6 separate regions of the Homo sapiens genome follow, and all the other regions are linked to region 6. Evidence: chromatin loops called from intact Hi-C (ENCODE). Cell type or tissue: heart left ventricle. All regions are shown on one strand. Links, peaks and the distances in the headings refer to the core of each region. The heading gives the core; the rest is flanking DNA.

Evidence for each region. A loop is a pair of places that touch in the nucleus more often than their neighbours do. Peaks named below come from ENCODE experiments on the same cell type or tissue, not always from the same donor. Only the 100,000 strongest peaks of a DNase experiment are listed, where the experiment ranks them.
Region 1: it touches region 6 in a loop (9-fold over the local background); 47 of 110 quality-filtered maps call a loop at or near these places.
Region 2: it touches region 6 in a loop (4-fold over the local background); 18 of 110 quality-filtered maps call a loop at or near these places.
Region 3: it touches region 6 in a loop (6-fold over the local background); 10 of 110 quality-filtered maps call a loop at or near these places.
Region 4: it touches region 6 in a loop (2.6-fold over the local background); 13 of 110 quality-filtered maps call a loop at or near these places.
Region 5: it touches region 6 in a loop (6-fold over the local background); 15 of 110 quality-filtered maps call a loop at or near these places.

Annotation. Positions count from the first base shown.
Region 1 is chr1:209,204,753-209,210,138 of GRCh38, forward strand. No RefSeq gene overlaps it. Among named protein-coding and RNA genes, the nearest start is that of LINC01696, 120 kb to the right of the region's middle. RefSeq lists an enhancer at 3,138-3,197. In heart left ventricle, for the core only: a CTCF peak has its summit at 3,093 (motif pointing left); a DNase peak (open chromatin) is centred at 3,069; H3K4me3 peaks cover 1,084 bases; H3K27ac peaks cover 271 bases; H3K27me3 peaks cover 1,845 bases.
Region 2 is chr1:209,986,600-209,991,985 of GRCh38, forward strand. All of the region lies in intron 2 of SYT14 (synaptotagmin 14), which reads left to right. Among named protein-coding and RNA genes, the nearest start is that of SYT14, 51 kb to the left of the region's middle. In heart left ventricle, for the core only: a CTCF peak has its summit at 3,172 (motif pointing left); no DNase peak of the experiment used is centred there.
Region 3 is chr1:209,245,861-209,251,246 of GRCh38, forward strand. All of the region lies in intron 2 of LOC105372896 (a long non-coding RNA gene), which reads right to left. Among named protein-coding and RNA genes, the nearest start is that of LINC01696, 77 kb to the right of the region's middle. In heart left ventricle, for the core only: CTCF peaks have their summits at 3,005 (motif pointing left) and 3,209; no DNase peak of the experiment used is centred there.
Region 4 is chr1:209,351,359-209,356,744 of GRCh38, forward strand. No RefSeq gene overlaps it. Among named protein-coding and RNA genes, the nearest start is that of LINC01698, 18 kb to the right of the region's middle. In heart left ventricle, for the core only: a CTCF peak has its summit at 3,145 (motif pointing left); a DNase peak (open chromatin) is centred at 3,163.
Region 5 is chr1:208,649,704-208,655,089 of GRCh38, forward strand. No RefSeq gene overlaps it. Among named protein-coding and RNA genes, the nearest start is that of LINC02769, 14 kb to the left of the region's middle. RefSeq lists a silencer at 2,656-2,842. In heart left ventricle, for the core only: CTCF peaks have their summits at 2,791 (motif pointing right) and 4,702 (motif pointing right); no DNase peak of the experiment used is centred there; H3K27me3 peaks cover 180 bases.
Region 6 is chr1:209,566,720-209,572,105 of GRCh38, forward strand. LOC105372899 (a long non-coding RNA gene) reads right to left here and starts at 1,104. Exons shown (of 3, transcript XR_922537.2): 1 at 1,000-1,104; 2 at 817-914; 3 at 229-268. In heart left ventricle, for the core only: a CTCF peak has its summit at 2,909 (motif pointing right); a DNase peak (open chromatin) is centred at 2,912; H3K4me3 peaks cover 228 bases.

The sequences.
Region 1 (5,386 bases), core at 199-5,198, 360 kb before region 6:
TTCTCTTTTGCCTTTGAGTTTGAAGGGTTCCCTCTGGCGACTAGAGCTTGGCGAAGACTCTGAGTGTAATATCGTAGAAGACACCGAGGTGTGAGCCACTTCTAAATACTGGGTCGGGGCTAGGGCCACGAGAGGGGAGTGGCGAGAAGTGTGTGTGTGTGTGTGTGTGTGTGTGTGTGTGTGTTGAACAAAGGGGTGCAAGTTAAATGGGGCTAAAAAAGAAGGAAAACAGATGGAGATATTGACTAGGCTGTGTTCACTTTGTTTCTGCGATACATCCTCCCTCCCTACCTCCACATTACCATCCAACCCTTTGGGAATTACTGGCCACAAGGACCTTTCCCTGCTTTTGGACATAAGCCTCATACTCATTGCACAAACTCTCCTCTGTGTTTAGAATGTGTCAGGCATTACGGAAGCAAGGATGACAAGGGCATGGCTCCCACTCTTGACAAGATCCTAATCGTGTGCTGAAGACAATTCTGCCATCCCAGTACAGAAGAACATGTTCTACAAGGACTGAGCGAAGTGCTAAGGGAACAAATGCATCTGTTCTGAGTGTCTGGGGCAGCTTCAGAGGACAGGGGACATCTTATAAAAGGCTGAAGGAGATAAAGAAATTCTGTAGAATTCTGGGCAGAGAAGACATACACGTAGTACAAAAGCAGAAAATTGCTCAGCCTGTTTTGAGCGATGATAAATTCTGTTGAAGAATATTGAAAATAAGAGTTGTAAAAGTTGGTTTTACAACTGTTTTACAACAGTTGATCTTACTGTCAATTGCTTTATATGCTACAGTTAGCCGAGTCCTTTTAATTGCAAGTAACAATACCCAGGCTGGAGCTCAGGTTTGGGACAGGGAGAGTTGTTCTCATTGTTAAGAAAAACTATTATAGAAGTGCTAAGATGTCTCACAGGACTCAGGAAGAAGGATACAGTTAGGCTTCAGAAACAACTGGAAGCAGGCCGGGCATGGTGGCTCACGCCTGTAATCCCAGCACTTTGGGAGGCTGAGGCGGGTGGATCACAAGGTCAGGAGATCGAGACCATCCTGGCCAACATGGTGAAACCCTGTCTCTACTAAAAATGCAAAAAAAAAAAAAAAAAATTAGTTGGGCATGGTGGCGGGCGCCGGTAGTCCCAGCTACTTGGGAGGCTGAGGCAGGAGAATGGTGTGAACCCAGGAGGCAGAGCTTGTAGTGAGCAGAGGTAGCACCACTGCACTCCAGCCCGGGCGACAGAGCGGGACTCCGTCTCAAAAAAAAAAAAGGAAAAAACTGGAAGCAGAGACTTGCATATTGTCAGTAATCCAGTCATCTAGATATCACAAATTTCTGCTCCTCTCTCTCTCTCTCTCTGCCTGTCTTTTTCTCTGCATGATATGTACGTGTGTTGTTTAAATGCTTTCTCATTTACTTTTCTTGTCCACAAAATGAGAAACATGGCTGCCAACGCACCCTGGCTTTCAGTCTTACATTCAAGGAATGCAAAGAGAAAGTGACTTCTTTTTACCCATTTCAGTGCCAAAATTCCCAGGGAAGAATTTAACTCAACTTAGGTTATGTCAGGTATCTATGGAACAATCTGCTATGGACATGGGGCATTACAATGTTCAAACCAGCATGGGTCCTTTGCCAAGTCCTCAACCAATATAAGAAAACTGGGCACTGGGGGAGGGATGTCTTCATGCAGCTACTATTCTGCAGCCTATGGATAGACAGAGGGTCAAATCCTCAAATTAAAAAAAAAAAAAGATAGTGCTGAGCAGACAGTTCTATAGGAGCCCACTCCACCATGAGCTCCATTCAAAGCCACAGGGAAATATTACCAGCTTCAAGGAGACAATGACATGGTCTGATCCAATCTGTCCCCAAGATACGGACAACAATCTACTTCGGAATTTACCATAGCATCTAATAATTTTATTGTCAGCAAGTGTTTCTTTATATCTGACCTGTCATATCTACACTTCCTTTAGAGAATATGAAATATTCTCCTCATGACCACAGACTCAAAGACAACTAGTAAGTATTTCTAAAATGTGTCCCCTATAATCAAGCACTGACAAAAAGACTGCCACGTAGTGAGTATTCGGCTAGGTTCTAGGTTTTTAATAGCAACTAAGATCCAGTCCATGCTGACAAGGAGTTTGAAGTCTGGGACCTAGCAAGACGGCAAAGACAAATCAAACCTCCACCAACTAGCCAGCAGAGCATTTGGTTATGTTTCTCTGTCCCCTTCTGAAGACCCAGCTCTGTGAGAACTCGGAGGATGCAAAGACTGCCTCTCCCACTGCCCTCCCCATCCCTGACCTCCAGATGTTTGGGTGCCAGCAGGTTTGAACCCAAGATAGGCAACTCTGCACCGAGAGCTCCTCTCCCACTCGCTGGTGTGCAGTTCAGTCACAAAAGAAGCCCTCTAGTTCACAGGCTGCTGAGCCCTGACAAGGAGGAAGCAGAGGGCTTCAGGCCGAGCACAGCCAGCCCACGAGACTCTGTGAATCCACTCCATGGATGCTTGCTTGCCCAGAGGAAGTTGGTACCCTGAGTCTATCATGCCCTTCCTGGTGACCGAGCCTCAGCACTTCCTGAAAGAGTGAGCAGCCTGAGAATCAGGACACCTTGGCTCTCACCCACAGGGAGGAAAAGAGGCAGATAAATACTCCTGGGAATCAGAGAATCGAGCTTAGAAGCTCCACGATCTGCCGGATCAGCTGAGCTAGGCAGAAACTACCATTGCTGGAAACCAGGGCCAGAAAAGGAACATGTGGGTGGCACACGCATGAACATCTGGTGCTTCTGCTGTGACTGGTGACTCTTCCACTCCTCGTTGGGGGGGACACAGGGCCAGGAGACTGGTCCTACCACTTCAACCCCAGCTGTAACCCTAAACCCCCAGCCGAGTTAAACCCCAAATCATTACTCTGGAGGCTTGGGGAACGGAGGCAGGAGTTGGCATTATTTTTCCACGCAAGTCGGAGCCTGAAAGCTTTGTTTCAGCATAGGCGGAAGCCTCCACTCCAGGGCTTGGGGTGGGCTCGGGAGGCCGCCCGCCGTCGGCCTGACTCACAGCGAGCTCGGCGCTCCCTCTTGTGGCTTCTGTGTTCCCCGTCAGCCTCGGGAAGCTGCCGGCCACCACATACAAATGGACTCCGCGTAGTTAAGCTGTCAGGTCTAATGTATTTATTTGACTCTCTCCTGTTAAAATGATTTCTCTACAGCACTGCGGTTATTTACGACTATTGTCAGTACAAGGCGATGAGAAGGCAGCAGCAGAGGAAAACAACAACAGCTGAAGGAAAAGTTCTGTCTGGGAGGGCTGGGTGGCTGGGTGGCTGGGTCCCGGGCTTTCCCGCGGCTGCAGCGGCTGTGTGTTTACTTTATCTGCAGCGGGGGCTTCGGAGCTCATCCATCCATAATGCAGAGCCCATTGCCCTCAGCCCGCAGTTCACGGCCAGCCCCAGTGAGCGCCCTTGCGGAGGAGCTGTGGCCCGGGGAGGACACCCCCAGCTCTTTTGAGCGCTAAACATTTTCACAGAGACCCCGCGAATGGGCTTTTGGCTTTTCTAGGGTCCAGATCGAGTTCTTTCTTATACAGAACCTGGGACCCAGATGTCGTCCCATGGTTTGTCATTTTGGGTACTGTTTGCCAGAATGCCGTCCCTGGGTAGCAGCATCCACGTCACCTAAGAATTTGTTAGAAATGCATACTCTCAGGTCCCACCCCAGGTTGAAAGAATGGAAGTTCCAGGGATGGAGCCCAGTCATCTGCCTTGTAACAAGCCCTCCAAGAGATTCTGATGTGGGCAAGTGTGAGAATCACAGACCTAGAGAGTTAAGCCCCAGGACAGACCTTGAAGTGAGTTTCCACAGAGAAATGACCCAATACTCCTGCACCCCAGTCTCTTCCTTCTTTTAAAGGTTCCTAGAGGCCAGGTGAGTCCCAACCTCCCCTGGAGCTGATTTGGAAAATGATCCGCTCTGACCTGCAGTAGCATGGAACAGGAGTGATCTGAGAGAAGCAGGATAAGGTAGTGGTTAATGACACAGGTCCTGCAGTCAGTCTGTGTGCAAATTTAGATGACTCCACTTACTGCTCCTGTGATCTTGGGGAAATGACTTAATCTCTGTAAAATGAACATGAGATAGCTTTATAGGGTTATTATGACTAGATGAATTCATTCAGAAAAATTCTTTGAAGAGTGGCTGACATGTAGTGTTAATAAATGCTAACTGTGATTCCATTTTGTAATATTGGCTTCCATGTCCATCTCCAAGTCTCAGTCATCACTCAAAGCTGCAGGTTCATGGATAGATCACTTGTTATCAGAAGACCTGTGTTTATATGTAGCCTGGGCTGCTTATAAGCTACAGCACTTGGTGTAAGCCACTTAGCTTCTCTGTGCCTCAAATTTCTCATCTAAAAATCAATACCTATCTCAAGTTTTCATATAAATTATCCCATTTACTCCTCGCACAAGCATTTGTGCTAGGAAAAACAGGTCTCTCACGATGCTCATTATACAAATGAATCAACTAGGACTCAGAGAGGCCAAGTCATGTATTCAAGGTCACACAGCAAGTAGACGGTGAAATCAAGACAGGAATCCATTTCATCTGAGTCCAGGTCTAATAAATTTTTATGAGATAATGCCTGTGAGGGCACTATACAAATGATGGTTATTATTGTTGTTATTTTGGAGGGGCAATCAGAAGAAAACATCCCATTTTCTGAATGTGAATTCAGGAAATTAAAATAACAAACCATAAAGTCCTTCTGAAAAAAAAAAATAAATCAATAACACCAAAAAAAAAGAAAAAACCAACAAAAAATAGAACATTCCGCTATAGAACAAGCAGCAACATTCTGCTGCTATGATTGAGATAAAATCACAAAAATAAATAGAGAAGTGACACCACCATTTTCCCCTTCCTGGGAGATGTGTCTGTGTTCATGAAAGGTACGGAACTGACAGCAGGAGTGGATGGTGTATTTATTCCTGGGACAAGCACGGCCTCATCTGTTTAGCATTTATATAGTGCTTGCCTCCTCTGCTGCACCAAGGCGCCAGGGAGAATGGGTTATCACTGTGAAAGCTGAGGAGCAGCTGAGGTCCCTGAGCAGGACAGAGGGTCTTTCCACAGCTCCACTCCACCCCACCCTGAGTAAGGAAGGGACTGGGTGGCTTCAGACCCTCTCTGCAGGTTTGCCTGTGCTGCTCATCAGCAAGGGATTCACAGAGAAGGAGCCCAGGAGGAGAGATCTCCGGAAACACTCCTCCTGAGATGTTCTGCAACAAGCAGCTTCCTTCCCCCGTGTGGTAAGGAAAAGAAACCTCCTGCAGCTGATCTCTGGGAAATTATCCTTAAACACTGATTCTATCCTG
Region 2 (5,386 bases), core at 236-5,235, 420 kb after region 6:
GAGACTCCGTCTCAAAAAAAAAAAAAATTTCTTCCGCCAGATACCTTAAATCATCTTTCTTTTTTTCTTTTTTGAGACGGAGTCTCACTCTGTCGCCCAGTGCAACCTCTGCCTCCCGGGTTCAAGCAATTCCCCTGCCTCAGCCTTCTGAGTAGCTGGAATTACAGGCATGCGCCACCATGCCCGGCTAATTTTTGTATTTTTTGTAGAGACAGAGTTTCACCATATTGGTCAGGCTGGTCTTGAACTCCTGACCTTGTGATCCGCCCACCTCAGCCTCCCAAAGTGCTGGGATTACAGGCATGAGCCACCATACCCGACCCAATTATCTTTCATTTTCAAACTTACACAGATCCCTAGGACATGAACACAATGCAACCAAGCTCTTTGTTAAGGCATAATATGAGTTACCTTTGCTCCAGTTCCCAGTGTGTTTGTCATTTCCATCTGAGAACTCAGCAGCCTGGACTTGATTGTCCATATCAACATCATCATTTTGGTCACAACCATTTAACTCATCTCTAAGCAGTTCCAAACTTTCCCTCATCTTCCTGTCTTCTTCTGAGCCCTCCAGACTATTCTAACCTCTGCCTGTTACCCACTTCCAAAGTTGCTTTCACATTTTCAGATATCTTTATAGCAGAGCCCCACTCCTTGGTACCAGTTTTCTATATTAGGCAATTCTTGTGTTGCTATAAAGAAATACCTGAGACTGGATAATTTATAAAGAGGTTTAATTGGCTTAAAGTTTTGTAGGCTGTGCAAGCATGGCGCTGGCATCTGTTCAGCTTCTGTAGAGGCCTCAGGAAGCTTTTACTAATAGTGGGACATGAAGTGGGAGCAAGCACTTCACATGGTGAAAACAGGAGCAAGAGAGAATGTGGGTGAGGTGCTACACACTTAAACAATCAGATCTTGTGAGTACTCACTACTGTAAGGACAGCACCAAGCTGTAAAGGATCTTCCCCCATGATCCAAACACCTCCCACTAGGTCTCACCTCCAACACTGGTAATTACATTTCAATATGAGATTTGGGTGGAGACAAATATCCAAACTATATCCTTTTGTGTGACTCAAAGTTGTGTTGTGTTGTTTTACAAAATTTCACCTTTTGCTTTTCAAAGATCATTTAACTGGCAAGGACTTCTAGATTAGCGGCTTTTATTCTTTCAATACTTTAAAGATAGTGTGCCACTTGTTCTATCTTTTATTATTTCTGATGAATCTCTTGTCAGCCTTACCTCTTTTCTTTTGTAGATAATGTGTAATTTTTCTGACTACTTCTGTTTTTATCTTTACAACTTTAATCCATTTGAATATAATGTTCCTTTGTGTAGTTTTCTTCGTTTTTTTCTTGTACATTGAATTTACTGAGCTGCTTTTGGTGATAGTTTTCATTAAATTTGGAACAATTTTGACCATCACTTCTTCAAATGTTTTCTTGATTTCTTCTTTTCTCATCTCTTTTGTGGGGACTTCAATTACACATGTATTTATCTACTTGAAGTTGTTCCACAATTTACTGATTATTTGCATTTTTTTAGTCTTTCTGTTGTGTTTATGCTTTCTGTTGATATGTCTTCAGGTTCATTAACATTTTCTTTTGTAATATCTGATGTGCTGTCAGTCTCTTTCAGTGTATTTTTATCTAAGACATTTTAGTTTTTACCTTTGGAAGTTTGATTTAGGCTTTTAAGAAAAGTTCCGTATCTCCTCTTACCACATTCGATCATTCCTCTGGTTCTTCAAACCCATGGAATATATCATCATAATTGTTAGTGTCCCTGTCTCCTAATTTTATCAATTTTCTGAGTCAGTTTCGATTGATTAATTTTTCTGCTAGGTTTTTTTCATTTTGCTTCTTTGCATACCTGATAATTTCTTTATTGGATGCCAAACATTGTGAAGTTTCCCTTGTTGAGTGTTAGATCTAATCGTGATTAGTTCTTGAGCTTTATTCTGAGATAGGTTAAATTACCTGAGACTTTCCTTTCAGTCTTGCTTTTCACCTTTGTTAGGAGGGGCAAAACCTGCATTTAGTGTAAGATTAATTTTCTGAAGCAAAATCCTTCATATGTCAGTCTAATCAGTGGCTCATAAGGTTTGAGATTTTAAAATTCTGGATCTTCAGAATAGTCCCCATTTCATGCTCTGTGTAAGATTTGGCATGTCTTCCCTCTAATCCTCTTAGGCAGTTTTTTTCCCAGCCTCTGATTGTTTCCTTACATGTATGTGCTAAGAAGTACTGAACTGTATCTTAGGAGTGACTCAGTGCAGGTGTCTGGAGTTCTCTGTCTACACAGCTTTTTATTCCGGGACTCAGCCACATGAACTTGAGCACACTTGGCTTCTTCATACTCCCAGGTTTATCTCCTCAACACTCACCTGACTGTACAGTGACCGCACTGTCCCCTTTCTCCAGGTAGTAAGCTTGGAAAATCATAGTCATACAGATGATCTCATTTTTTTTCTTCCTCTGAATGATCACTCCTTTATTGCCCATCTTCAGTGTCTTGAGTGCCATTGTTTCATACGCTCTGTCTTGTTTTAGTGTTTTCAGGTGGTGGGAGAAATCTGTCCATGTTATTTTATCTTAACTGGAAGTAGAAAATGTGATTATTAGAATGGGGTCATTTTTGGTATTTAAATAGACTATATAAAAATCTGCAGCAGCGATTTCAGGAGAGACTGGGAAATTACACAGGAACTGAGAGTCCTGGATTAGAGAACAAGATATGGTGAAATTTAAGAGGAGACAGAAATTTGATTATTTAGAAGAATTGGAAATTGGACAATGTAGGTTTATGAATAAAAAGTAAAAACAAAATTTATTAAGGTAGAGAATTAGTTTTATCTTACATTTACCTTAAGGAAAGGCATTCTCTAGCTGTCTGCTCTTCAGCCTTTGAATCATTGTCTTAGAACATTTCATTTGATTTCTGAATGAGATTACTTATTAAGTTTTAACATTCCAGAAATGGTGATATAAATGTAGTTGCTTATATCATCTTTCTTCCTTTAAAGCTTAAAGTTAACAGTGATAAAAGATAATGTGTATTATATTTACGTAGAAGTTAAATATATTTTATATTACTTTTTGAGCATGTCAGGGGAATTATAGTATAGTTATGTTAACTAGTAGATATATGGTGCCATCTAATGGCTAATATGAAAATATATTTAGTAAATACTTCAGTGCTTTGCCTAGTGTGTATATATGAAATTTTACTGTGAAATTATTGTTGCTTTAGATGTCCAAGGCGTCGTTTTTATTTAAACTCTAAGATATATTTATATTTTCATTTCAATTTATACTTTTTAAAATTCAGCTATATATTGGTCTGACTTTTCATCACGTTTAAAGCCATGTACTTGCAGTTAGCACAATTTAAAGTATATTCAATATAAAATTAGCATATAAATCAATTTTAATAAACAAGTAAAAATTACAGACCTCCTGTTTGCTATCTTTTACTTCTGGTTCCTTCAAACTGGACCCAATATGTAGTTATAAATTATGCCTTATAGAACCTCAGCTTTATTGTAAACAGAATTCATTTTCCCTCCACCTTTCATCTGTTTTTGTACATTTTACAAAATATATAAAAAATGTTAGAATATTGTATTAGATTGGTGATTTTTAAATGCTGTTCCAGATTGTTAGGGCTTCTCTAGAGCCACTCAGTCTGTGATGGAGATGGCTAAGTTTAGAAAATTAGCATATCAATGGCTCTAGAAGTCCTGCACTGAAAAACTTCTCAACTTTATTTAGCCCAATATTTCCTGAATACGTTTCATCATGGAACGCCCCCACCTTCCTTTTTAAAAATCTCACATCTTAATATCTGTTGATCTAGTGTTCCTCAGATGTCATTTTGGCAGTTGTCCTAAATTCCATTTTTAAGGATGAAGGAATATTTCACATATATATATATACGTATATATATGTATATATATACGTATATATATGTATGTATATTTCTTGTTTTAATGAAATAAAGTGTGTTGCTTTTTCTTATCATATGATAATACTTGTTATTTATCAAAAATTTAGCAGTATGCCATTTACCCTGATGTGATTATTACACATTGTATGCCTGTATCAAAATAACTAATGTACTCCATAAATATATACACTTATATATATACCCATAAAAAATTTAAAAAATTAGTAAATACAGAGTAATCATTGTTTCTTTCACATTCTTGTCATTTCCTCGTTAGAAAAAGCTTTGTCAGATTGGTATTATTACAAAGTTGGAGGTATCACTTTACCTGACTTCAAATTATACTGCAAGGTGTTAGTAACCAAAATAGCATGGTATAAAAATAGTCGCAGATTAGTAGAATAGAATAGAGAACCCAGAAATAAAGCCCCACACTTACAGCAAACTGATCTTTGATAAAGTCAACAAAATTATACACTGGGGAAAGGACACCCTATTCAGTAAGTGGCGCTAGGAAAATTGGATTGCCATATGCAGAATGAAACTGGACTCCTAACTCTCACCACATACAAAAAATAACTCAAGATGGATTAAAGCCTTAAATGTAAGTCCTGAAGCTGCAAAAAGTGTAGAAGAAAATCTAGGAAAAACTCCTCCAGACATTGGCCTAGACCAAGAATTCATGACTGAGACCTTCAAAAGCAAATGCAACAAAAACAAAAGTAGACAAATGGGGCTATATAAACTGAAAAGCTTCTGCACAGTAAAAGAAATAATCAACACAGTGAACAGACAACCTGCAGAATGGGGGAAAATACTAGCCAACTTTGCATCTGATAAAGGTCCAATGTCCAGAATCTACAAGGAATGCAAACAACTCAACCAAAATCCCTCAAATAACCCCATTAAAAAGTGAGCAACGGAAATGCACAGACATTTTGCAAAGGAAGACATACATATGGCCAAGAAGCATATGAAAAAATGCTCAACATCACTAATCATCAGAGAAATGCAAATTAAAACCACAAGGAGATACCGTCTTACACCAATCAGAATAGCTGTTATTAAAAAGTCAAATAACATCTAACCTGGCCAATATAGTGAAACCCCATCTCTACTGAAAATACAGAAATTAGCTGGGCGTGGTGGTGTGTGCCTGTGGTCCCAGCTACTCGGGAGGCTAAGGCATGAGAATCGCTTGAACCTAGGAGGCAGAGGCTGCAGAGAGCCAAGATCACACCACTGCACTCCAGCCTGGGCGATAAAGCGAGACTCCGTCTCGAGAAAAAAAAAAAAAAAGTCAAATAACAGATATTGACGGGGATGCAGAGAAATGGAAACATACGCTGTTGGTGGGAATGTAAATTTGTTAAGCCACTGTAGAAAGCAGTTTGCAGATTTCTCAAATAATTTAAACAGAACTACCATTTGACCTAG
Region 3 (5,386 bases), core at 270-5,269, 320 kb before region 6:
CTGTTGAAGGCACCTGGACATGCAGCTTGAAACACCTGAGCTGTGGGGATGCAGAGAGAAGAGTAAACCTGAAAGACAGCTGAGAGCAAACCATGGCAGGAACTGATGAAGGGGAGGGGTGTGGTCAAGATCAGCTCAAACCGTCTAGCCCAGGAGCCCCGAGGAACAGGGAGTGGTACCTCAGAATGTAGCGTTCTAGGCCATAGTTGGACATCTGGGTGGAAATGTCCAGTTGTTGAGTTGCATGCAGAGGAAGGTCTTCTAGTTTCCTTCTGAGAGGGATTAGCTGAAGCCACGAGAGTGTACAAACTCCCCAGCAATGTGAGTGATGTCAATGTGGAGAGGGAAAGACAGAGTCAAGAACTGAAGGAGGAGAACCCACTTGCTCAGAAGTTCAGCACTGGCATTTGAGTCTCCTCCATCAGATGCTATTTACTAGGTGCAGGTGCCACTGAAAGAATTTTATTTATTTATTTATTTACTTATTTATTTTGAGACAAGCTCTTGCTCTGTCACCCAGGCTGGAATGCAGTGGCACAATCTTGGCTCACTGCAAACTCCGGCTCCCAGGTTTAAGTGATTCTCCTGCCTCACCCTCCCGAGTAGCTGGGATTTCAGGCGCGCGCCACTGCATCTGGCTAATTTTTGTATTTTTAGTAGAGACAGTTTTGCCATGTTAGCCAGGCTGGTCTTGAACTCCTGACCTCAAGCGATCTGCCTGCCTCGGCCTCCCAAAGTGCTGGGATTACAGGCGTGAGCCACTGTGCCCGGCCTAAAAGAATTTTATATCTACACCAGGGAGGCCTCTTTCTTTCTTAAGAAATAATTTTTAAAACTAAGGGAGGCCCACAAAGCTATGTGCATTATATTGTAAGAATGCTTTTCCCTGGCAGTCTGCATTCCACTGCACTTTCCTGTTTGAATAAGCCGAGAGCTGTGACACAGAAATGACTGCTGTTTGCACTGGCTGGGCTCTCCAGGAAGGCTTCTCTCCTTTCCTTTGGAAGCGGTTACTGACTAAATGATGATTCTTTGCAGTGGTCATGAGCCTTGCAGTGATCCTCTTGCCTCAGCCTCCCAAAGCGCTGGGATTACAGGCATGAGTCACCATGCCTGGCCCTTTTTTAATCCATTTTGACCTCATGCATCCCTTCCAAGAAGAAAAAAGAGGAGAGTTATGCCTATTTTTTCCCCTCTAGGTTTTTTCATTTGTGAAAAAAGTAGAGTAAGTTATTTTGCCAAGATTGCTTGGTAACTGATTGAAAGAAATAACAAATACCTGAGGAAAGTAACAGACACTTACTAATTGCCAAGCACTGTGCAAAGAATTGTATCTGCATCATCTCATTTATGATTATCCCCTTTATAAAGAGGTCACTGAAGCTTCCTAGGACAAACAGGAGGGAGCAGAGCCAGCACTAAAGCCCAGGTGGTCTGACAACAGAGTCCCTCCTGCTTAACCACGCACTACATATAATAAGGAGGCAGCTTTCATTCTTTTATAATTTAGATTTTTTTGGTTGACCTTTTGTACTAGTCTGTGTTCTTCAGAGAAATAGACCAATAGGATATGTATGTGCATGTGTGTAAAATACGTATTATATATATATTATATGTAATATACATTATAATTCTATATATTATGATATACAGCTAATTGTTATTTTATATATATTATATATTCATATGTATAATATATTATATATTCATATATATTACATATTCATATGTATAATATATATTATATATTCATATGTATAATATATATTATATGTTATATATTCATATGTATAATACATATTATATATTGTATATTCATATGTATAGTATATATTACATATAAATAAAATAAGAAATTAGCTCATGCAACTATGGAGGCTAAGTCCCAAGATCTGGAGTGGCAAGCTGCCCCAGGAGAGCCCATGTTGTAAGTTCCAATCCAAATGCCAGCAGCCTCAAGACCCAGGAATAGCCAATGTTTTAGTCTGAATCCAACATCAGGAAACAAATGATGTCCCAGCTCAAAGGCAGTCAGGCAGGCAGGGGGAATTCTCTCTTACTCTAGGCAGGGTCAGCCTTTTTGTTCTATTCAAGCCTTCAACAGATCAGATGGGGCTAGCACACATTAGCAAGGACAATCTGCTTCCCTCAGTCTACCGATTCAAATGTTAATCTCTTTCAGAAACACCTTTACAGACACACTCATAATAATATGTGACCAGGTGTCTAGGCACCCCACAGTCCAGTCAAGTGGACAGATGAAATTAACCATCATATCCATATTGTTCCCTAGAGCTACTTTGATGGATAGGGGCTATGAATTTGTTTGTTCGGATTTTTTTTTTTTTTGGTCTCTTCTCTCTGAATTCCTCTTCTTAGAAAGAAAAGTCACCATGAGCAGACAGAGAAGAAACTCATGCCACCTTCATTTGGCGACCAGTTCCCAGAAGTCGTCTGGCAGAGACCATGTGATCTTCTTTCAGGGCTGTGCCAGGGAGACCCCTCTACTGGATGGGAGCCTAGGCTACAGGGTCAAGAATTGTCCAACTCTGAGAGTCTGTGTACCTTGATAAATTTGCTCTTTCTGTGTCCTTTTCTTCTTATTTTATGTGAAGGAAGCTTCAGAGCTCAGTGATGGTGAGGCATTTGTTTTGGCTATTCAACTTCTTCCCCAAACTGGAAGGGTATTTTTTAAGGGTGTAGTAAAGTGCAGTCTAAGAATACAGCCTTTGTCATTAGTCAGAACCGAAGCTAAATTTCAGCTCTGCCAACTGCTAGGTATGTGAGTGAGTTCCTTAATCTCTGTAATACTCACAGGATTGTTGCAGATCGAAGTGTTAATGTATAAGAAGCAAGCACTTATGATGGTGCCTGCCAGGTGGTTAGCATCAAATAAGTCTTCACTGGTACTGTTATAACAGAAGGCAGGCTCATTTCACCTGTATCAGTCACTGCCTACAGCCAATAATCAGGCCAAGAGGTCCTTTGTTGCCACCTAGTGGCCATTAATTGCACTACACCACATAGCTAAACCTAACTAAATGCAAATACAAATGCAACTTAGGTGTCTAAATGAAAGAAAAGGCAGGGTAAGATTACGTACGAGTGAAACTACCACCTTCACCCTAGGAAGCTTGATTTTTAGCCTTCTGCTGCTTGGTGACAGGAGCTGCCTCCTCAAGAAAGCACTGATGCATGCACAACGAGATGAAGAACATTTTTTGTTATAAATTGGAAAGTTTATTTTATTATTTTTTTAGAATCTATTTACAAGATTAGTAAAATGTATGGAAAGGTGGGTAGAGAGATAAGCATGTGTTCGGATTAAATAGACCACAGGCCAATGCAGCATGGAAGAAAAGACTTCAGTGACGGATTGTCTGGAGCCCACACAGGGGTTTTCAATAAAATCCAGGCCAAAGTGCCTTGGGCACACTGTGTTGAAGGTTTTAGCAAACTCGAGCAGAGAGCAAGCTTCCAACTCACCTCACTTCCTTCCTCCCTTGCTCCCAAGCTCCACAGAGACATCGTTTAGGGAGAAAATAGTTAGGTAGTCTCCTTCCATTTCTCCAAATGTCAAAGTGAAGTCCAACAGAAAGCAATTAACAGATGTCTGCCCAGCAGAGAGTGTGGGAGTACCAGTCAGCAATGAGCACAAGGCATATCTTAGCATATCACAGGGTGGCCCCATTTACTCCCCATTAACCAGCTAAAAATAGCCTCTCTACTTCCTCAGCTTTCTGTCTTTATTAGAATCAGTCCCAACAGTTTAGCTCTTTCCCCCTGAAAGCTTCCTTAAACAAGTGGCAAGTGAGAGAACTAAATGTGGACTCCGCTCAGGTGCAAATTTCCCCAGGGAATTTCTAGCCCCTCCCTGCAGGTAACCCACCACCAACTATTCCTAAAATCTTACCCCAGGCCCCACTCAGCCAGCCCCCATACCAGAGGCAGGATAATAACCAAACTGTCCCTGGAGAGGGACCAGAGTTGGTTGTCGGGGAGAGATTATATGTGGTTAGATAGCAAGATCTTATTTGTGACATTAAATGAGCAAACCATAAAGCATCTAAAATGATTAATTTCTCACTGGCGCTGTCAGTGAGCTGTCATCAACTGACAGTTATGTCATAAGTGTCATTTTTAATGTCACAAGTCTATTCCCCATCAATGTCATTAAACAATTATGTTTGGTTTATAAAAAGAAAGGGGGAGGGAGGGGGGATGCGTGGAAAGCCATATGTAATGCTTAAGCAATTATATACTTTGCTGTTCCTGGATGGCAGTCCCCGCCAACAATTAAATCTTACTTGATTTGTTCATTTAGGAGGCAAATTATCAATTATTTGGAGGCGTCAGCCTGGGTAATTTTTTCCTCTCCACTGGCAGCAGCCACGGTGCCCTGCCAGGATTGATATCAACAGGATGGAGACAGAGCTTTGATAATGAGCCCTCTCAGAGCCTGAGACTGCAGCTCTGCTCTCTCTTTTTTTGTGCTAGGACTGTTGTGTTTTCTTTGTCAGTGTTTGGCATATGGGTGAGACGGCTAATTTTGCGAGCTGTTTAAATGGAGATAGATCTTCTAATAAGTATGCTTCCTCCTCCTTCCTTTTAAACATTTTGGTAAATATAACCTGTTAGGCAGCTCCTCACTTCTTCTCTTCTACCTTGGTTTTTCTTCATGCTAGTTATGCCGGGGCCACATTGCTCAACTCCCACTCCTGCCCCAGGTATCTGCTACGCATCTGTTTCAATGGATATGTTCACCAGAACAGCAATACCAATGACCCTTTCTGATTACTCTGTAGCATCAATGGAGAAACAGATGTATGTGGTGGGGAGGAGTCTAGCCTGGGTGAAGATTTAAGACCAGACTTTGTGAGAATGAAAAAGTGAAAGGCAGGAGGACACTCTTGCATTCTACAAAGGGATCCCTTTCTGCACTAGGGTTTCTGGGGTCAGGCCTAGAAAGAGTAGGTTTCTTTCTAAAGCGTTAAGGAGCAGGCCAGGGAGGGCCTGAAACATTTATTAAAAAAGAGACCCTTATATAGAATGCCGTCTGGGCAATTGTCATTTACACCTTGAGTCCTCATATAGATCTGACCCTTTCCTGGTGGATTCCAGAAACCGGTACATAACTGTACTTGGTTCAGTTTTATGACTTTGGCTTCTTGTTGGCATCTGGGGTGGACATCTGTTGTTTTTGCCTGCCAGCATCTTTGCTCTTCTGTAAAGAAGACTCCTGATTTTCCTGGCGGAATCATTTCTTGCTTACTCTCAGACCATGTACTTTGGGTGTGGTTGGCCCCACTCCAGGCTTCAGGGGTGAACAACTGGCTAAGGCATGATCCATAAAGACATCCTATTCCCCTGGCCACAGTAATTAGTT
Region 4 (5,386 bases), core at 301-5,300, 220 kb before region 6:
GGCATAGTCAGCCCCATCTCTACCAGAGTTAAAGTGCCGTGGATCAGGTCAAGGTCAGCTGCCTCCTGCCAGGAAGAAAGACAATTAGGATGAGGAGTGAGTGTTATACCAAAGGGGGTTCATGATTTGGGGCTAAAAGAAATTGACCTTTTGCTTCAGAGGCTATTTAACTCCAAGAGATTCCAAGCTTTGCTTCCCTTCCAGGGGCCAACTTAAAAAAAAAAAAAAAAACAAAAACAAAACTGTGGCCTTAATTATCATAACAGAATGATTAGTCAGGGACAGATGGCTTAAGGTCTATTCCCCATTCTCCCTATAGCTTACACGATACACACTAAATTCATCTTTTAATCAATGTTGTAAATAGCTATCTCCTTTCATTAAATGAGAGATAGTATCAATCTTTAATGATCAGTAATATATAATGTCAGTTTCGTTCCTGTCTGATGTCTATGGGAAGAACTGTGCAAGCTGGTAGAAAGGGATAGGCTCAAAAATGTTAAAAAGCATATAGACATACAAGAATATATAAGTAGAAATTCATATAGATACACTTAGCATATGAATTAAATGATAAAGCAGTCTGAGATCATATCTGCAGTTTAATAGTGAGAAGCTCCAGCTACTTCATAACTACAGCCTTATTCTCTCAAAGCTCACATTGAAAGGCCTTCTGATTTTTAATAGGATAATAGCACTTTGGCCCTTTTGAAAGATGTGGGGTACAATTTTGATAAACTTTCCCACACCAGTCACCAAAAATCCTTCATAAGACTAACGAAATCACCAAAAGTAACTGCATTTATCGAGGAAGAACCTCGCAGGTTAAAGGCTAAGTCAGCATCAGCCTGGTACAGGAAAGTTGTTCTTGAATGGGAGACTTTAGCTCAGGCCACAGAGGCACTACCGGACGGTTTTCTTCTTACACAGCTGCTGAGCTTTTTGGAGAACCTTTGAAGTCGGCAGTGGTGGACTAACTCAGCCATCCCCTTTCACACTGCAGTCATTGTTGAGGGCCTACTGATGCAGAGACTATGTTCAGTATGTAATGGCAAATACCACTTTACCCCCGACTTTCCCTCAAGGAGCTTACTGTCAAGATGAGAAGACAGGGCAATGCTTCAAGTCACAAGTGGTGACCCTAGTTTGCCTGACCTTCATCAATAGATAGGTGGGATGACACAGAGTCACTTGGACCTAAGGATGTCCTGAAAAGGCCCAGTGAGAATTCATCAAGCCTCCGGTGTGTACTCATTTTTTGTTAGTGTTGGGCAAATGGACTGTTTGCAGAACATTATCTTAAAGCCAATTAACATCTTAGTGGTCAAAGGAATTTTCCATTTGCCTCTTGGATATCCAATCCCAGTCCTCGCAAGAGGAAATTTCAATGCCTACAAAAGCATAATGTTCAATATAGCACTGGAATTTAAACCTGAACTTCACTGTCAAAATGTAATATTGTCATCCTTTGCATTGCGGAATTATTTCTACTTTATAAAGAGTGTTCTATTTGGAGACTATCTCATCTTCATAGAATTTAGCCATAGAATCAATTTCCAAATATAATTTATTAACCTCAATTTACACATGAAGTAACTGAGGTCCAGAAAAGTTGTTCAAGACCACACAAAAATGGTGAGCAGAGGCAGGCCTCAGACCCAGGGCCCTCCAACTCCCTATCCAGGCAGGGATATGAATGTGTCAACTGCAGTCATCTGACATCAAGGTAAGAGGATGTGATTAATGGCTGTTTGCCAAGTATCCACAGATCCTAGGAGAAAAACACATTATACAAGTGCAACATATTAAGCTAATTAGTACAAGGGAAATTCCTTGAAGATGGCATTTCAATCAGAAGCTCTCTTTAGAGGTTCCCCAAACAGTAGGTAGCTCTGTAAAGCCAGTTTTTCCCGTGGTGCAGAAATCATAACCACAGTTTGGTCATGCATCTCGCTCAACACAGAGACCTGAATAGAATAAGAAACTGCTTTCAACTCACAGCGAGATGGGTTAGAGACTGAACATTTGCCCTAAACCTGCTTCACTGTAAATAAAACCAAGCTTTAACTCCAACTAAGGCTGGGTACTCTGGACAGGGGAGATAATGTAGAAATAATTGACGGTGATTTCCAGGAGAGATGGGGGCAAATAAAGGAATGTTTGTTGAATACCTACTGTGTGCTAGGCATTTTGCATGGATCCTAGCACTTCGTACTCACCACATCTTATGAGGAAAGGACGATTGTATTCTTCTAAAGGATGAGGTGGTCTTGCAGAGGTTAACAAATGTGCTCTAGGTCACATAGGCAGTAAGTAGCAGGCTCCCAACCTGCATCCAAGTACATCTGACCAAAAGCCCACGTTTTTCCCATTCTCAAGTCTAAGACAAGCCAGTCATTGAGATGATGCTGAGAAAGAACAGAGTCACATCTTAGAGAGAAATTTACCTCTGGCCATAATTTTCCACAGTAGGACCAGCTATATAACATATATGGAGCCCAGTACAAAGTAAATATGAAGGACTCCTTGTTCAAGAAGTATTAAGAATTTCAAGACAGTGACAGCAGAATATGAAATCAAAGATAGGGACCTGCTGAACACCAGGCAACGTACAACTGCACAGATTGTATGGCTATGAAGCTGGCGCTGCACCACTGAATCTGAAGGAATGAACAAGTGAGAAGGCAAGAGTCTTGGAGTTGGGGATGAATCTGGAAATTCATCCTCTGAAACAACTTCTGTGTGGTCCACAAGAGCCTCATATCTCACCAAGGACCTATTCACACACGTGTGAGCACGCGCGCGCGAGCGCACACACACATACAGGCACACGCGCTGCCTAGGGGAACTCACAGATCAAGACTGATAAAAATTACACGGCAAGGCCCTGGGGGCAATTGGAATCCTTTTTCTAATCTCGGGAAAATTCGAAATAGCATCCCGGTGACACAGCGAATGAGAGAACATCACCCCTATTGCAGCTGTCACTTGTATCTGCAATCTGGTGAATTATAGAGATTAGCCACGTCCAAGAATTACTGCACTTTTTGCATGGTTCTGTGCATGGCCCTTCTTAAGGTGGAATTGCTCAGGTTTGTACTCAGCCTCTGGAGAAGACTTAGGAAGTTCCGTGCTGCCACCTAGTGTTCAGAAGCAGGTGCAGGAGAAACCGCTGAAGGCCTCACTACTTCTGTAGGGGCTGGAGCCTTCCCAGAAGCCACGTAGAAGAACGCTGCAAAGCTTTCCTGGGCCTCAGGCAAGCTTATTTTAGAGGTCGCATCCTGCATTACTTCAAAGACACTAAAATGCACCCACATCCCACACTAAATAAATTTACATGTAGCTAAGAGTTGAGTTGCTTTTGAGTTAGTTGGCATGTTTTGTAGACAGTAGTTAAACATTGGTTTTCTTTTTGAATTATGGAGCCAATGTGAGGGTTTTTTGTTGTTGTTGTGGGGAGGAGGGCTTTTTCATATTTTCCTAAGAAAAATATTTGAAAAGCTCCTCGGCCCTAAGCTTGGTGCCTTTACTGGCCGCTACAGTAAGTAGACAGGAAAGCAGAGGAAGGCCATAGAAGAGAAAACATTGGCGATATTTGCATCTGGTTGCCTCTGGGGATCAGTCCACTACAAGCACTAGTCTTTAGTTATGTCCATGTAAAGTTGCAGCCTTGGGCTGCTGAATTTATGTAGAAGAGTCACAGGCAAACTGTGGCCAGGATCTATCACAACTTAGTATCAAGATTGTTTTTTATTTTATTTTATTTTTATTTTTTTGAGATGGAGTCTCGCTCTGTCACCCAGGCTGGAGTGCAGTGGCACAGTCTCGGCTCACTGCAAGCTCCGCCTCCCGGATTCAAGCGATTCTCCTGCCTCAGCTTCCTGAGTAACTGGGATTAAAGGCATGCACCACCACCACACCCGACTAATTTTTGTATTTTTAGTAAAGATGGGGTTTCGCCATGTTGATCAGGCTGTTCTCCAACTCCTGACCTCAAGTGATCTGCCTGCCTCACCCTCTGAAAGTGCTGGGATTACAGGTGTGAGCCACCGTCCCCGGCCCCAAGATTTTATTTTAAAATAACAAAAACAAGAAACTCCTGGTCAGGTGTGCTGCCTAATGCAATTCCCAGAAAAGGCCCCTGTCCTCCCACAGCTCTGTGAGCTGCTGACAGGCAAGAAGCCAATGACAAGTTTCATGTCCTTCCTTCCCTGAATCCCTCCAGGGAATGAAGAGAAGAGGGTGTGGAGAATGACTTTTAATTACATCAGACCATAAATGCTGAAACCCCTTGCACAGCTCTTGGAACAGAGACACAACATGCAAATGTTAATCCCCTGCTTCTCCCGCCTGGATTGTGCCTCTGCTTAGCAGGGACGGGCAACTCCTTGGTATACGAGCACAGAGGCAAAACCAGGAGGTGCAAACATAACCAGCTTCATTTAAATGAGGACAAACTGGAGCAGGAAAAGAACCGGCAAATTCATGTTGGAAGAAGCTAGAGCGGGCATAGCTAGCAGCCTGCTCTCTCGCACAGCTGAAGGAAATCTATGTGGATCACCTTGTTACTTATGGATGGGTTTTATAATCCTGCACCTTTGTGGATTTAAGATTTCTGTAGATTTAGGGCAGGGTTTTATTCTACCAATTAGTCTTTCTTTTCCTCCCTCCCATTATGTGTTCTTCAAGCTCTTTAATTTTATCTTCAACTGCACTGGCCGAGACCGTTTCCCCCATTAACTATTTGTGATCACAGTTTACTGCAAGCCTGCTTGACCCAGCTTATATCTAAGGATTATGGGGTCATGTGATTCAGAGTTGGGAGAGAATAGAATCCAACTCCCTCCAGAGCCAGAGTCTTCTTCCCAAGGCTCTTTCAGACCCTGCCTCAGTTCTACTTCTTCAACAAGGAGGTTGTCACTTTCTGAGGAAGGCTGCTTCCTTTCAGTGGTAAAGAAGCACATCTGCAAGAAAGTTCTTTCTTCTCCTATCCCTTTAAGATTTAAACCAAGATGAGTGAGTGATGCTGTGTTTGGGAGTAGGCATTTGACTCCTTTCTGACACCACTGGGAGCCCCACACGGCCTTGGGCCTTGGCGGATTCCACAGGGAACTGACAACATTCTTTGGAGAGACACTGAAACAACCAGCCCCACTCTATCCTCTCGAAATGCCTCCAAGGATCCCAGACTTTTGTGAAAGGAGGTAGTCGAAGGACTCTAGGGACGCTTGAGCCTAGAAGACGATGAACAACCTCTTTCTTACACTTGAGTCAGGGCTCAGTTCTGCTCTGAGATCCTGCAACTCTTCTTTGTAGACACCAGCCAATGGCACTCTTGAAATTTTTGAAAACAGGATCCTACAGAGACTTGTGTGTATATCTCCAC
Region 5 (5,386 bases), core at 151-5,150, 920 kb before region 6:
ACTATCTAGTGAGTGGTGGAGAATGAATTTGAGCTCAGGTTCATTCTGGATTCTTTTTTCTTTCTATGACACCAAGCTGCCAACAGTAGAAATAAAATCAATGTGTAGACATAAATAGTTGGTAGAGAAAATCAAGAACAACATTATGATTGGGTTGGTCAGAAGTTTGACCTGGAGATTAGGAGGAGTGCTTTATGATATGAGGAGCAGGATAAATAAGTTTATCCTTCTGTAAAAAACAGAAAGTTGAGACCTCAGCACTCTTAGGATTCTTGCAAGGCTTCAATAAGGTAAGTTTAGGCAAAAGCTTTTGTGAGCTATGATGAAAGCTGCACGTGTGCAGAAATGTTAACCTTTTTGTTCACTGATGAATCCCAAGTACCTAGAATGTTGTCTGGGTAAATTCTTTTAAAAAGTCTTCAGTTGAATGAGTATGTGACATTATTATTATTGTCAGTACCCTTGGAGGTTCCCTTGATGTTATTATTAGTAAAGCATCAGACACCTGAGCTGGGAGTCTCAAAATCTAAGGGACTAGTCAGCCTACCAACATCACTGTCTGTGAACCAGCTCTGAACACCTCTTGCCTACGTGCAATAGAGAGACCTGGCAGACGAGGGGACTCTGTAATTACTCTAGGGTACTTAAGACTAATGAACAGGTAAGGCCAGCACAAATAAAGGTGTTAAGATATATGTTGGCCTTCCATTAACCCATTCGATCTCTCACATCAGTCAGTCTAATTAGACAGTGGAGACTTGTGCCAGTGGAGACTTATACTTCCTGAATTCTAAGAAGAAAAGGAAGTAACTGGGAATTGAGGAGTGCAGGGAATTGATTGAAATTCCCCTATGAAAAAGGCACCAGGCATCCTACGTGAACCTTTGCACATAGGCTCTGGGTTAGGGTTGGGCATCATAGTGGTTGTCTGCCTGCCCCATGGTGTTATAAGCAGGCTGGGGCATAGGAAAATGAGGTTGAGAATATACTGCATGTTGTAGTTGGTGTACCTCATAACCTCAATACTGACAGAAACTACCATACAGTCTAGTTCTGTCTCTTGGATTTCTTTTTTCTTGTTAGGGAATGATAAGAGAAAATACCTTGTGGAGGTTACATCTGGCTTGATTTCCTCCTAAGGACTCATCTGGCACAACTAGCAGCCTCTTGCTGAAAGGAGAAATATCCCTTCCTAACTTTCATGTGGAGGACCTCAGCACATCCACAGTAGAGAGCTCAGGAAAGATGCTGTGTTGGTCCTGAGAGGTTTGCACCCCCATCTGGCTTGAATCTCTGAAAACTTCCTGTCCAGCCCTATCCCTTAGGAAAATAGAGAGGGCTTTCTCTTATAAATATATTTTTTAAACAAGTAACATCCAGAAAAAGCAAACCCATCCTTCGCTTGCTATGTCAGCCCACAAGTCAAGACCTCCATCAACAATGCCTTCTTTCTAAAACAACCAAACCACAGAAGATTGCTTCTCTTTCAGAGGATGTCCTGTGATTGTGTAAGCGGCTAAAGGCTGCTGTACTTGAACGTCCAAGTACCAAGAGATGTAGCAGGGAGGGATGACAGGCAGCTTGGGCTAGGGTAGGAGTAGGTGAGGCAATACCTGAGAAATTCTGTGAGAAATTGGAGCCTCTGTAGAGAGGGTGTGGCTGAGGGAGTGGATGGGGTAGAACGCGTTTTTACTTTTCAAACACTTTTTAAAAAATTCTACTGTCAGATGACCCTATTCATTAATTCATTTTCTCCCTGAAGACTATTGAATATTTAAGCCAGGAACCTGAGATGTACCCAGCGATTTCATATCAGGTTATATCCGGCTTAATTTCCTCTTACAAGGACTCTTCTGACACAACCAGCAGCCTCTTCCGTATTCCTGGATGGCCCCATCGTTCACTGCCACAGGGACCCAGCAACCCCCTCCTCTCTGCAGCCAGTCCATATCAAGCCGACTTCTTTTCTTCCCACCGAGAAGATTTGTTATTCTCATGTACGGAGAGGGAATTTAGAGATGAATTTGCAGGTGGAAGAAACTCTCTCCTGACTCAAAAATACTTATGTAAAATTGGCTCCAAACACTAAGCCAATTTTTGTGCAAGGGCTGGGGTTTGAGCCTGGTGAAAAACCAGTCTCTTTTTTCTTTTTTTTCTTTTTTTTTTTGAGATGGAGTCTCTTTCTGTCGCCCAGACTGGAGTGCAGTGGCGCCATCTCGGCTCACTGCAAGCTCCGCCTCCCGGGTCCACGCCATTCTCCCGCCTCAGCCTCCCGAGTAGCTGGAACTACAGGCGCCCGCCACCACGCCCGGCTATTTTTTTATTATTATTTTTTTAGTAGAGACGGGGTTTCACTCAACACTTCCATGTCTTTTCCTAGAGTCAGTAAACAGTTGATCGCAAGTGGGAAGGTAAGGGCTGAGGGCCTGACTCCTAGCTCCTACTTCATGGCTCACTAGCTGAGTGATTTTGCTCAAGAAGCCTAAATTATGACTGATCATCTCGTCTTTAAAAAAGAGATAATGATGTTACAAAATTCACAGGGCCGATGTGAGAATTAAACGTGATAATATTTGTAAAAGTGTTTTATACAACACCATAAGCATAAGACATATTATTCGTGCTGGCTGGAGGCAGATGTCTTGACAGAAAATCTCTGGAGGTTGCTCCCAATATAAACATTCTATGATTCTTCCGGCCATTTAGTCAGAGTGGAGACAAATGGCTGCAGCTGCTACCCTTAGCAACCGGCCTTCTTCGCTGTAGGCTGCTGTTTGTCACAGTGACCACTAGGTGTCACCTCCTTTTAAAATCTCTCCCCCTTTCCCAAGCGAATCTAGATCCTTTCAGAAGCAAAAGGCATTGAAGACGGGGTTTAGTCAAGACTGGGGGAACTTGGAGTACTGTCTCCTCCACAGTGACAGAGGTCTTTTGCAAGGATCAAAAGGACTCTTGAATTTAAGAAACATGGATGCATTCAACACACCACCCTTTCTTGCTTGTTCTCAGCTCTCTCTCAGTACTAGTGAGATTAGACTGTTAATTCAAGTCTGTCCAGAAAAAAACTGTGGAACCATTTTGAGGGGTCTGGGAGAAGAAAACTCGCAGCTTTATCTGAACTCCTTGAGAAGAGAACAGTATGAGGAAAAGCACCTGCAAAGCCCCCTTTCTTTTTCCATAACTAGAAATGTGTCTAATCTCACTGCCAGGACCTGTTTATCAACAAGCTCCTACTCAGATTCCCTCACAACATGCCACTAGCCTGAGCTCAGAGCAAGCAATTTGGTTAAAAAGGCCATTGAGCTCTAAGGGTTTTCACTCCAAGTCAGACAGAAGGAGGCTTCAAGAGGTTCTAAAAAGAACTCTGGACTAAGAATGGGGATACTGAGGCTTTAGGCTTCAAGAGGTTCTAGAAAAAACACTGTGCTGGCGATGGGGATACTGAGGCATTGGTCCAGGCAGTCCACATGCTAGCCGCACCACCTCGGGTGAAATCACTCTTCCCCTCTGCATGTATTTCCTTCTCTGTAAAGGTAAAGATTTGAGTAAGAGGATAATTAAAATCTCCTTCAGAGGCTAAAATTCTATAAAATCACAGAGTTACGTGTGTGGGTAATGTGTCAGATACATAACATTGACATTCATCTGCTTGTTGCCTTGTCAGGACACTTGATGAGGATTCTTGCCAGTTTAAGAAACATGCATCCATTTACTTACTAAACCCCATTCTTTCCCAAGGAGTTCAGATAAAGCCATTAGTTTTCTCTTCCTGAAGCCTTCAGAATGGTTCAGTGGTTTTTCTGGAAAGATTACAACAGACAGTGATGAAAATCCACTCGTGTTCTTATTACTCAGAGGACAAGCCAAAAAGAGCGGTATGTTTAATTTATGCATGTTTCTTAAATTCAAAAGTCCTTTCATCCTTGCTAGTCTTTGCGTGTGCACTATAAACTCCTGAAGGCAGAGGCCACGTCTTCAGTCTATCCTCCTTCCTCTTCCCCCTCCATATAGACTCAATCCAGGGCTCTGTACTCTGCAGTTGTGCAGTAAATACAAATGACTCACTGACATCAATTACAGGGGAAGAAAAGACTTAGTCTAGATGAAAAGTTCTAGAGTATTCAGGTTTAGTATAATATATCAATAATAATGGCTAATCTTTATTTAACACTAATTGATAAGCAAAATAAGGACAGAGATTTGTCATCTGCATTGTTAATTGCTGTATCCAAGAGGCTATAACAGAATAATGCTTGGGACATCTAAGGCATTTGCTAAATATTTGTTAAATAAATAAATGAATGAATATTTACCATGGGTATGTTTTACACATTGCCTTGAGAGGCATTACTATTATTTTCATCCATATTAGGGGGGAAAGAACTGAAACTAAGAATATAAAAGTAACCTGCCAATTCTCATACCTACCGTGGGCAGCAGTGGGATTCATACCAGCTTGTCTGGTCCCCAAATCTACCTTATATATAAAGCTCAACACTATGAAAACAACTTATCATTTCCTTTGATAACATATCTGAGGTGAGAATATATACTTTTCTTTTGTGATGCATTAATAATTGTTTTCCCTCAAAAGAAGAGGATAGGAAAAGATGTTTTCCCAGGTCCCTAACTCCACAGAGTGAAGAGGGGAAACCTTCCATTTCTCTGGAAAGGAAGGTTCAGGAGGAGTCAATTTACAAATCTGGCACTAGGTGGCGAAAAGCAGATTAGCGTATGTGTCACTAAGGACCTGTACTAGGATTAAGCACGGATTAAGTGCTTTGTGTGTGTTGGTGAAAGGATGAATAGGGAAACCCTGGAGGCATTCATAAGAAAAAGAACTTTGGCTTATAAGAAGAGGATTGGAAATTGCCATGATGGAAGAACCCAGGCATGATTCATTTTCTTTCTATAATTCATGTGCTTGTTCTGTAGATATCTGTTGAACACCTATTTATGTCATTATTTTTCTCAGTGCTGGGGATACAGGAGTGAACAAGACAAACATCCCTGCCCATATTATGGAGCTTATGCACTCCTGGCACACCATGGATCCTAAGCAAACTCATATTTCTCCCTTAGTCCTGCTAACCAGGGTTCAGAGAACCTACTGAAGGCTTTGCAGAGATCTTCCCAAACCTGAAAATGAAAATCATAAGAGTTGAGTTATTTTTTCTTAATTATTTCCGATATATTAAACTTCCATAAACACATACACCCTTATTTCATCGCACCTCTTTCCCCATAACTCCCAAAAGTTATGTACATCCTGATTTTATTCTACATCTTTTTTCTAGTCTTCCCAAGGCTGGGGGAAATGGACCCTGTGAAGCACAAGAATGCATAAACTAAATCAGATATTGTAAGATTATTTTATCAATGTTAA
Region 6 (5,386 bases), core at 185-5,184:
TCAGACATAACTGGGAAGATCTAGAAAGCATTCACCTTCTTAAGGCTACAACTGAACCTATTTCCAGGTGATTTCTTAACTTCAGGTAAGTAGCTTGGGCCTTAGTATATGTATTAGTCCGTTTTCACGCTGCTGATAAAGACATACTCAAGACTGGGGAATTTATAAAAGAAAGAGGTTTAATTGACTCACAGTTCAGCATGGCTGGGGAGGCCTCACAATCATGGTGGAAGATGAAGGAAGAGCAAAGGAACATCTTACGTGGTGGCTAACAAAGAAAAAATGAGAGTCAAGCAAAAGGGGTTTCCCCTTATAAAACCGTCAGCTCTATTGAGACTTATTCACTACCGTGAGAACAGTATGGGGGACACTATCCCGATGATTCAATTATCTCCCACCAGGTCCCTCCCACAACACATGGGAATCATGGGAGCTACAATTCACAATGAGATTTGGGTGGGGACAGAGCCAAACCACATCAGTATATTTGTAGTTAAATATTCTCAGGTGTTTAGTGTTTAAATATCTCTACCAAAGGAAAGAAGTAAAGCAGAATGGATCATCCCAAACACTGGTGGCCTCTGGGGCAAGCTCCCTGTATAACTGGAAGCTGACAGAGCGAGATCTCACCTCAGGCTTCTGGCACCTGTTTCATTCAAGATCAGTTACAGCTGTGGTTCTCAATCCTGAGCTAGATCAGAATTACCTGAGGGAGTTGTTAAAACCCAGACTCTGGCCCCATCCTCAGCCTCTGATTCAGCTTGCGTGGGGTGAAGCCTGGGGGTTTGCATCTCTTAAACATCCCCCGATACTTACCTGGGACCAGACTGGGAACCACTGAGCTCGGCTCCGCTTTGGCAACAACTCCTGAATCTCAGTGACTTTGCACCACAGAAGTTTATTTTTCGCTTGTGCTACCCATGGATAAGAAAGAGTCAGTGCAGCTCTGCTCCACATAGTCACTCAAGAGCCCAGGCCCACTTAGGTCCCCCCACCCACCTTATAGCTGCAGCTTCTGGAACATGTGACCTTCTTGGTTGCTGTGGCACAGGAAAAGAAACTGAAGAATCATGTGTGGGCTTTTAACTGTCTCAGCCCAGAAGTGATGATATAAGCCACATGCACTCACATTTCACTGACCAGAGCTACTCACATGGCCCTGCCCACATTCCAGGCAGGAGTCTTCCATGTCTCTAGAAGAAGTGGATTGGATGTTGGTGAATGCTTGTACTTGTGGGGACAAGAATGACTTTATTTTAAATGGTAATTCATCATGTAACTTATGACTAACCCCGAGTCCAGGAATGCCTCCAAAATGTCTAGTTGATGTATTACTCTTTATGTAGGAACATCTATTCATTGTAAGTTTCCTCCAAAACAACCCTTGTAGTTGCAGAAATCAAAGGCTGTGACACCCATAGCCATCTACACATCCCTTCCAGAGCATGTATGCTTTTTCTTCAAGATATAAGCCCTGGGTCTGGGGGGTGTTGTGGTGCAGAGATCTACCTGTCTTGGGACCACCCAAGACCTTGCTTCTGCCTGTAAGTTCCCCATAATAAATCATTCAAAACTGACAAACTATATTTGTCTGCCTCTTTCTTTGGTTACTTGGCTCCTTCTGCATTTGGAGGTTGCCTTATACATGCGGCCCTTTCATGGAACAGTACTGTCAACCATACCAAGCAAGCATATCTCTTTTCACTCTCAAGAACATGTGTGATCACAGCAAAATGGGGTGGTGGTTAGCGGGAACAAATATCTGGCCTCATAAGTCTTGGTCATTTATGATGATGATGATGATGATGATGACAGAAAATAACTACTGAGTGCTCACTATGTTCCAGGAACTGTTCTAAGTAGTTTTTGTGTATCAACTCGTTTAACCCTCACAATAACCTTACATGGTAAGTACCATTTATACCCATTTTATAAATGAGGAAACTGAGGCAAAGTGTGATTACATCGCTCACCCAGGTCATAGAGCTATAAGAGACACAGCTGGGATTATAATCCAACCAGTCTGACACCAGAGTCCATGTTTTAAATCACTGTTCTGCTCTATCACTACCCAGCTAACTTTATTTTTGAAGATAAGAGGAGACTATAGTAGAAGGCCTGATTATGATTAATAGATAAGTGAATAGTTCAAACCCGAATAATCCAAATACAAACAGTTCTACAGAGAGGGGATCCCCACCCAAGCATCTCTACTGATATCCCAAATATGCCCAAATATGTCAAAATGGTTTCCAGTTCCAACAGAAGGGCTTTCAGGGTCCTCACCAATGCCCCACAATGTCTGGAAGGCCATTCAGGTAGTGTCTGTTCCCCCCTAAAATCACACTCTTCCTAGTAAATTGATCAGGAGGATGGACAATTTTTTTTTTTTTTTTTTGCATTTCTCAAAGAATTGCCTCCCAGGTCATACAGATCCCCCTTAGGAGGATCTTATGCCCACTTTCCTCCCTGTTTCCCCCTACACTTCCCCTTGGCCCTATTCCATCTGGAAAGACAAACTGTAGAGTCCCCAACCTGACCCAAGCATCTACTCTTTCTCTACCCTGGTGGGCCAGTGGCAGGTTCTTATTTGACAATATCATCATAAGAGGATTTAAGTCTTAGCATCAGTAAGAAAAAGCAATTCTTCAGGTTGAAGCATCTACACAAAAAATAACCTTTCTCCCTACTGATTGTGATAGCCTCTTGTAACTTCAATAAGTATGCTATTAAAAACTCTGTTTCTTTATTCTGTCTCACCAAATACCCCCTCCCCACAATAAATTGAGAAATGAAATATATATATATATGAGATAGAAAAATCCCACCTGGACTCACTGGATTAGGTGAATTTGTTTTCCTCATTGGTGGATGCGTAGGATTTAGCTGCAAAGAGCCTCTGGCCAGCAGAGGGCGATAGTCTCATAGCTTCAAATGTAAGCTACAGGTCCGCCCTCAAAGGTATCTCTCGGGGAATGTTTCCCTCATCAAGAAGAATCTGTTTAATCCGAAACACAGGACGCTCGATGGTTCTTGTTAGTGCCTCAAATGGAGTCAATCAGTGGCCTCAAAATGTCAGATTTCCTCCCTGGGTTTTACGAGTCTCTCATTTCCTGTTTTTCTTAATGAAAGTTCAAAATCTCCCTGGCAATGATTTTGAATCACCACAGTTTTCAAGAAATCTGAAAATCCTATTTCTTTTGGTTGGACAGCCATCAAAGATACATGTCAGTCATTCCATCCATCTCTCTTTCTCTCTCAGTCACACACACACACACACACACACACACACACTCAACTTTCACAATTCTTGCTGACAGCTCAAACCCATGTCTGCAACCAGAGATCCAGCAGAGAAGAAGGAATGGTTGGAAATTGACTAAGCACTCCAACAAGTTATTTTGCATCGATGATCTGTGTTATGAGAGGTCTCCAACCTGCTCAAAGGTGTGCTTAGCATTACTAAGGGCACATGGAGTAGTGGCTAAAGCAATTCTTTCTGGTCCGGTCTCCAGGTGGTTAAAGGCATGAAACATATCTTTCCTCTCTTGCAAGAGTACCTATCAGATGGACCAGCAGTGGGGATTGTGCTTTGGAAAAAGGCAACAGCAACCCACCTCTTGGCTAATTCTGACATAGAAAGCATATTGCACCCACAGCTCCTGAAGGGCACCCCATGGGCTCTGACTCAGATTGAAAGGGAAAAAATGGAGATCCAAGATTTCACGCTGTCAGCGAATCCGTGTCTTCAGAGGGTGGCAAAGGCAGACTTGGGATCCTTGGGAGCTCTCCCTCCAGCACTTGAGCCGGGAGGCATGCTGAGCCCCATAATTCCTTACTGCAGCCCTGCCCAGCCAAGCAAGCTTCCTGCCCCAGAGTTCAGTCTTAACCATCGCTGCGGAGGTGCGTTAGTTTGCTAGGAGGACTGCCTAACAAAGGTCACAAACTGGGTGGCTAAAATGACAGAAATTTACTGTCTCACAATTCTGGAGGCAAGAAGTCTGAGATCAAGGAGTTGTCAGGGTTGGTTCCTTCTGAGGGCTGTGAGGGAGGATCTGTTCCATGTTTCTCTCCTAGATTTGGGTGATTTGCTTGCAATTTTTGGCATTCTTTGGCTCATAGAAGCATCATCCTATGATCATGAACCTTTATGTTCATGTGGCGTTCTGCCTGTGTGTGCCTGTGTCCAAAGTTCCCCTTTTTATAAGGACATCAGTCTTACTGCATTAGGGGCCCACCCTCCAACAGTATGACCTCATCTAAAATTAACTAATTACATCTACAATGACCCCACTTCCGAATGAGGTCACATTCTGGGATACTGGAGGTTTGGACCCCAGCATATAAATTTTGGAGGGACACAATTCACCTCATAATGGGAGGGCATGCCTCCCCTAACGACCAACCCATCTTCCAGGCTAGATGGGGATGCCAATGGCCAGGGGATAAAGCAAACAAAAAAAAGCCACATTCATTAAGTAGATTTTATTTATTTTATTTTATTTTATTTTATTTTATTTTATTTTATTTTATTTTATTTTTTTAGACAGAGTCTCACTCTGTCACCCAGGCTGGAGTGCATGGTGCGATCTTGGCTCACTGCAGCATCTGCCTCCTGGGTTCAAGTGATTCTCCTCCCTCAGCCACTCAAGTAGCTGGGATTACAGGCATATACCACCACACCCAGCTAATTTTTGTATTTTTAGTAGAGATGGGGTTTCACCGTGTTGGTCAGGCTGGTCACTGATTGGTAAAATTTTAAACAAGAGTGGTATGTTCCATCAATCCAGCAGGGCTAGGAAAGAATGGGAATGGGAGAAGGACAAAACTAGAGGAAATAAGACCAACTCAGAGGCTTTTACTATAATCCAGGTAAGAGATGATGAAGTCAACCCATGAAGAGATGGAGAAGAACATGCAAATATAAGAAATATTTAGGAGGTAAAATCAGCGAGGCTTGGAGGCTTATCAGATGTTGTGGAGTAAAGGAGGGTGGAGAGTGCAAGTGGCTCAGACTTCTAGGTTGGATGATGGAGAAGACGACAGAGGACACAGGTGGAGGAACAGGTGGGGAAGAAGATGTCAGGGTCATTGTATGGCTCTGCTTTACCCCAATCCTTCATGCTCCCGGCTTCACTTCACTATCTATTATCTAATGGTTTCTCACTCCCTGTTTAGGTGCAGTTGTGGACATGCTGAACTTGAAGTGACTATAGGACAGGGGTGGTGTTCATCCCTGCCTTCAAAGAATTCATGTTCTAATAGAGACGACAGACTCTATTAGATGTGTGATCCAAATATGCCTAGACTCAACTACTTACAATTCCACATTCCATGCTCCACAATCCCCAAAGTGCCCTGGAAATCTAAATAGAATTTTTTAAAA